Regions from separate parts of the Homo sapiens genome. Here region 1 is linked to region 2. Evidence: chromatin contacts called from ENCODE Hi-C or POLR2A ChIA-PET data. All regions are on one chromosome and are shown on one strand. Each heading gives the region's core, a stretch centred on a gene start or an enhancer-like site at or near the end of the contact. The rest is flanking DNA. Distances are from core to core; before and after follow the strand shown. Region 1 overlaps ADAM10 (ADAM metallopeptidase domain 10). Region 2 overlaps LIPC (lipase C, hepatic type).

Region 1 (3,008 bases), core at 322-2,821, 82 kb after region 2:
GTACAAACTAGGACATATTCATACAACGTAATAGTACTCAGCAATAAAAAGGAGTATAATACTAAAGATGAATCTCAAAGCTGTATACTGAGTTAAACAGCCTTCCACAGAAGGGTATAAACTGTATACTTTCACTTATATGAAGACAAAGCCAATGTAGAGTGAAATAAATCAGATAGTGGTTGCCTCTGAGGGTGTGTTGGGACAGAGCCTGATTGGGAAGGGTGATAAAAGAAAGTTCCGGGGTGACAGAAATGTCCTGTATCTTGATAGGTAGTTTACAAAGGTAAATGCATCTGTCAAAACTCATCAAATGATGCACTTAAAATTTGTGCATTTCACTTATGCAGAAAACAGAAAAAGAACTATAAACAATATTGAACTCTAGTTAATGATTTGCAGACTAAAATGTTTAGGTGTGAAGTATACTGATGGCTGCAACTTACTTTAAATTGCAATAAAACATGAATTGAGAGATGGCAAGATTAAGAAATAACGAGATAAAGGGAATACAGCAAAGTGTTAGCAATAGTAAAATGCAGGTGGTGGGTATGTCAGTAATCACTATAGAATTCTTTCAAGTTGTCTGAATGTTTGAAAATGTTCATAACAAAACGTTAGGAAAATATACATACCAACAAAACAGTTGTTTCTCTTCTTCTCAAGAACTTGGCTTATATTTCTAATACTACAGAGTGAGAATTTATTGTTGTTAAGTTTGTCCCCAGATGTTGCTCTTGCATACATGATGTAATTGCCATTTTCTTTTTGACCCAAATTCTTAGATTCTCCTGGTGTGCACTCTGTTCCAGAATCATGCTGTCAAAAAGAATATAAAGTTACATAAACAGGAAGTAAAATAAGGTTTTCAGGTCAACTGATTAAACGTAATGTTCTCATCAGGAAAACAATGGAAGCTTGTGGACTCTCCTTTAAAAAGGATCTTACAATTGTTTTACACCTTGAGTAGGAAAAGAATTTGCTCTTTTAGGGGTCACTGTCTTAGAAAAGGAGGAAAATCAGTGGAGGTCTAGCCATAACAATTTATAGCTTTGTAAGCAGGGACTAGAATTGAGGACAGACTGTCATAAAAGTCTATTAAAAATAAGCTCACATACTTTTAAAACTAGTAACAGTAAAATAAACTACTTTAAAACTACTAAATAGTCTCTAACACATATGTTAAATTACATGTTATGAATAGTTCAGAGAAGACAGAGGTGGGGAAAGACAAAAGAATCAAGAGACTGACATGGGGCTAAATACACACAGAACAGGAATCTAAGACAGCTAACTTAATAGCCAATATATAGGAAAGGTAAGTAAAAATGCTGACTAGGAACAGAAACACAATGATATATTTTTAAATGAAAAATGGTAAAAGCCTAGAGATAAAACCAAAATACTGCTTTGCCAAATAAACAGAGTTCTGTGTACACGTAACATATAAATGCACATAAGTGGTGTTCGGTTTTGATAAATTTTATTGAAGAGTCAGATACATACAGCATAGCTCCCTGAATTTTCTCAAAGTAATGCTTATGAGACCAAGCAACAGAACACTACTACCAGATCCCAGCAGCCCCTACCATCCTGGGGATATGCACTAAAACAACCCTCACAATGCCCCTCAAACAATTCAGAACACATCAGAAGGGGCAAAAAACACTGGACACTAGAGTAATTGTGCTATTTAATTAAAATCTTGTTTTAAATACCCAACAACCCCACTCTCAAGAAAGAAAAAGACTGCCCAAGGACGTTCTGTTTTTTCCTAGAGCCCAACTAAGTTACTTTCATTTTCTATTCCCTCTTCTGAGGCAACTGTTAAATTAAAAAATGTGTCCTCTACTATCACCTTTATTCTTCCTGATACCTCTTGCCTTTCTTCTGAATCTAGATGCAGCATTTAGCAACTCTATACTATTCACCAATATTATCTTGCTTTATGTTTTCAACCTATAAAATTCAACTCAGTTTCTGAAAAAGGTGTAGCACTAGAATTATTCTCAGCATTAGAGTTTTAGAAAGGAAAGAAAAAAATCCCAATTCTGTATAACTCTTGATGTCATCACAGAATATCTTGCCACTTTTCAATTCAGTAAATATTAATGAATGTCCAGTGCTATAAAAGGAGGCACTAAAATATAAAAATATAAAGATGAGAAAAGTATTATCCCTAGCCTTCAAGGCACTTACCTTCTATTTTTAAATGATAGCAAATCTTGACATAACTGCTTAGTCTGACTTGCTGCTGCATAAATCCATTACAGATATTGCTAGTCAATTATTATTTTACTAGGCCAGGAGATATTACAATAGATCACCATTAACAGGAATAGAAGGGGAAACAGGTTGTAAGCAAGCATGCCAGCTATTTGCCATCCTCAGATAACGAATAAAACAAGCACATGAATAAGCAAAACACAAAACAGAACATAAAGGCCATCTTGACTGGACTCGCACAAGTATTCAGAGTTCAAATCAAGAGAAGCGTTTCACTAAGAAACTATAATCTTTGTGACAAGAAAACAGAAAAATTTGTCTAACTATAAGAAAGAAAATTAAGAAAACAAAAATGCATAAATAAAAATTCAATCATAATCTACCATGCACTATAACTATTAAAATTTTGATCTATTTCCTATCTGACTTATATCTAGCTGTATCACATTTTAATTTAAAATTTGGACTATACCATGTGTACAGTTATAACTTTTTTTTTTGAGACAGAGTCTCACTCTGTCCCCCAGGCTGGAGTGTAGTGGCGTGATCCTGGCTCACTGCAACCTTGGACTCAAGTCATCCTCCCCGACCTTAGCTTCTCGAGTAGCTGGGACTACAGGTGCAGTCCAGCACACCCAGCTAATTGTTTTTGTGTGTATTTTTGGTAGAGACGGGGTTTCGCCATGTTGCCCAGGCTGGTCTCGAACTCCTGGGCTCAAGCAATCTGCCCACCTCGGCCTCCCAAAGTGCTGGGATTACAGGTGTGAGTCACCACAGCTACC
Region 2 (2,768 bases), core at 1-2,500:
CGTGTTTCTTCTTCCTGCTAGTTCACTGATGTATAATAATATCCAAAAGCTAAAAAGCACATCTCTCTTCCCCTCTCCTTGCTCCTGCGTAACCCTTACCCCTGCTTTCCCATTAGGGCTGGATGCCGCGGGACCTTTGTTTGAGGGAAGTGCCCCCAGCAATCGTCTTTCTCCAGATGATGCCAATTTTGTGGATGCCATTCATACCTTTACCCGGGAGCACATGGGCCTGAGCGTGGGCATCAAACAGCCCATAGGACACTATGACTTCTATCCCAACGGGGGCTCCTTCCAGCCTGGCTGCCACTTCCTAGAGCTCTACAGACATATTGCCCAGCACGGCTTCAATGGTGAGAATGAAGTCATGGGCCGGGAGCACCGGCCTACATTTCAATGGGGCCTCTGGAATTCAGCGGAATCTACCAACATACGGGACTCAGGGAAGAGTTCAGCAAGGATAGGGGCCCAGGGTGTATGGTCACCAAGCCCACCCAGAGAGAAGGAATGCTGGAGTGGGCAAGGGTGCCTGTCCCCCAGCAGGCCACTCCTGGCAACAGGCCAACGCCACGCCCTGAGGATGAACAGAGGGCACCAACAGGAACCTCCACTTCTCACTCCAGCCCCATGTGCCCAGGCAAACCCTCTCCCGGGGTACCAGCTCTTCTGAGAGTTGAGTCCGGATGCCTGTGGTTATTCTTCCTTCTCTGGAAGTTTCCTCGTTCCAGGGACCGCCTCTATTCTGAACCACATGAGGATCCACTTAATAGGTTGTGGCTTCTCGATGAAGGTCTCACTCTTCATCCCACCCCATCAGTTTAATTGAGGAAATTACTCAGACTGTCCCAATGGGAAATTCAGCTTCAAATATGTCCTTGTTATGCCCTTTACCTCAGGGCAGACACGGAATGTGCTGTTATCTGGGTTGTGATCCCACTTCTCTCTCAAGTCCTAAAACCGAAATATTAACATGCACATTGATAATATGCACAGGATTAAAGAACAAAAATGTCAGCAGAAGCAGCACATTCCACGGGCATTCCAAATTTCTTGCTATTATAAAATATCACCCTGATTAAGACATGCCAATCACTCCAAGCCAAGTAGAGCCCTCCACCCCTACAAGCCACCTCACCCTGATCATCCAACACTCAGCTGAGAACACACTCTCTTGTGATGACACCATCCTCGCCTCTCCAATATCAGAGTGACCTTCACACTCCGCATCATCTCATTTTGGCTGGACTCCCAGCCTTCCACCGCCCAGGCCTGAGAGAGCCTTCTGGGAACTTGCCCTTATCATTGCTTACATCCCTCCCACCTCCCCCACTCCAACACCTCCCCTCCAGCCACCAGCAGTTCCCAGCTGACCATCCAGCCCTCATCCCAAACTTCACCCCACCCAACAAAGCTCAGTACAGACCATCAGGATGGTGTATGGGCTTTATTTTCCTGGTAAACACATTTCTGACCAATCATTACCATTTGCTCTTTTGTGCTAAACTTCAAAGTGACGGAACCAAATGTAGGTATTCAGCTTGCCCAAGCTTGGGCTGGTTTTTCTCAGTCGTCTTCACCCCTGTGTTTGAAAGGGTTCCTGGGGTAGTTCTCCCAGCCACAGCTGCACAGGGGCTCACTGGATAACTGCAGATTCACCTTCACTACCTCCTGGGTGGATGAGCTTGGGTGAGTTAGTGGATGTCTTGGAAGCTCAGTTTTCTCGTCGAAAACAGCGGCCTCAAGGAGCTGCAGTGAAGATGCAGGCAGTGGAGGAGCGGAGGGCACGCAGCATACACAGCCTCCTAGTAGGTGCCCAAGGAATGCAGCCGCTAGCGTCCAAGGACTGCAGTGACTAATCTTGGCATTTAGCCTCCAGACAACTGGGGAAATAGCTTTTGGCAAAGTCACCTGTGCTGTCCCTTTACAGCAAGTGTTTCACATATCTTGTGGTGGTTCCTCAACATCCCTTGAGAATTATTTACCACAGATTAGGTTAAAATTTGGAGAGTTAAAAAAAAAAAAAAAAGGTCAAATCCTTAGTAGATCAACCTCATAAGCTTGTTTTGGGGGTGAGGCCTGTCCAGATCTGGTTACTGGGCAATGTCCTTCCAAATCCAATTCTTGTGCTGGTTTCACAGGCCTGTTACCTAAGGGATGCAATGGCTGCTTTGGGACACAAGGTAGACATTGTCGAGAGGCCTCAGCGTTCTCCAGACCATCAGAGTGCCACGGGATTGTCTCGTGTATCTAGTTATATTAAGAGAAGAGGAGTCCCACGCAAGCCTGTTCCAGAAAACCCACCCTCCAGGCATCAGCACCTGGGCATTTTAAATTATCTCATTTGAGATAGAAATATTTCTATAATAAATTACACTAACCTGCTCTCTTAATGAATTTGATCTTTCCTTAGTGACTTGGGTGCCTATTAAAATGCCTACTGTAACACGCTGTCATAAAGGAGTGCTCTCAGGATCCCGGCAGTGCCCGGGATTTTGCCTGACACTACATGACTCAGAGGGTCTACTTCCCTTAGTTTCAGTCAGTTGTCACATCCTGCTCTTGTCAAGGGGTCTGCCTTGACAAGCCCACCCTTGCCTGTTCTGTGTGCTACTGCTAACCTCCTGTGGGATGAGAACCAAGGTGATCCTCTGAGTTGAGGCTGCTTTGGGTTAAGGGGTGATAACGTCCTTCTTGCCCTGTGTTCCAGCCATCACCCAGACCATAAAATGCTCCCACGAGCGATCGGTGCACCTTTTCATCGACTCCTTGCT

The links. A loop is a pair of places that touch in the nucleus more often than their neighbours do. ChIA-PET counts read pairs that join two places held with the same protein, here RNA polymerase II (POLR2A). Pooled maps may share reads with other maps.
Region 1: a pooled map shows a loop between it and region 2 (3-fold over the local background). The contact joins two enhancer-like sites. A Hi-C loop is called at or near these places in 3 of 168 maps with a recorded cell type or tissue (CD4-positive, alpha-beta memory T cell, chondrocyte and natural killer cell) and 3 of 50 pooled maps. POLR2A ChIA-PET finds 5 or more read pairs at or near these places in 2 of 52 experiments (naive thymus-derived CD4-positive, alpha-beta T cell and naive thymus-derived CD8-positive, alpha-beta T cell).

What each region holds. Positions count from the first base shown.
Region 1 is chr15:58,627,065-58,630,072 of GRCh38, forward strand. It overlaps ADAM10 (ADAM metallopeptidase domain 10), which reads right to left. Exons shown (of 16, transcript NM_001110.4): 10 at 636-819. Among named protein-coding and RNA genes, the nearest start is that of ADAM10, 120 kb to the right of the region's middle. Within about 2 kb of position 1,572, at least 5 of the 41 ENCODE cell types and tissues checked have a DNase peak (open chromatin) inside an H3K27ac peak, as active enhancers do; they include natural killer cell, where a contact is called at or near this core.
Region 2 is chr15:58,545,626-58,548,393 of GRCh38, forward strand. It overlaps LIPC (lipase C, hepatic type), which reads left to right. Exons shown (of 9, transcript NM_000236.3): 5 at 117-350; 6 at 2,705-2,768. Among named protein-coding and RNA genes, the nearest start is that of LIPC-AS1, 48 kb to the left of the region's middle. Within about 2 kb of position 1,251, at least 15 of the 41 ENCODE cell types and tissues checked have a DNase peak (open chromatin) inside an H3K27ac peak, as active enhancers do; they include natural killer cell, where a contact is called at or near this core.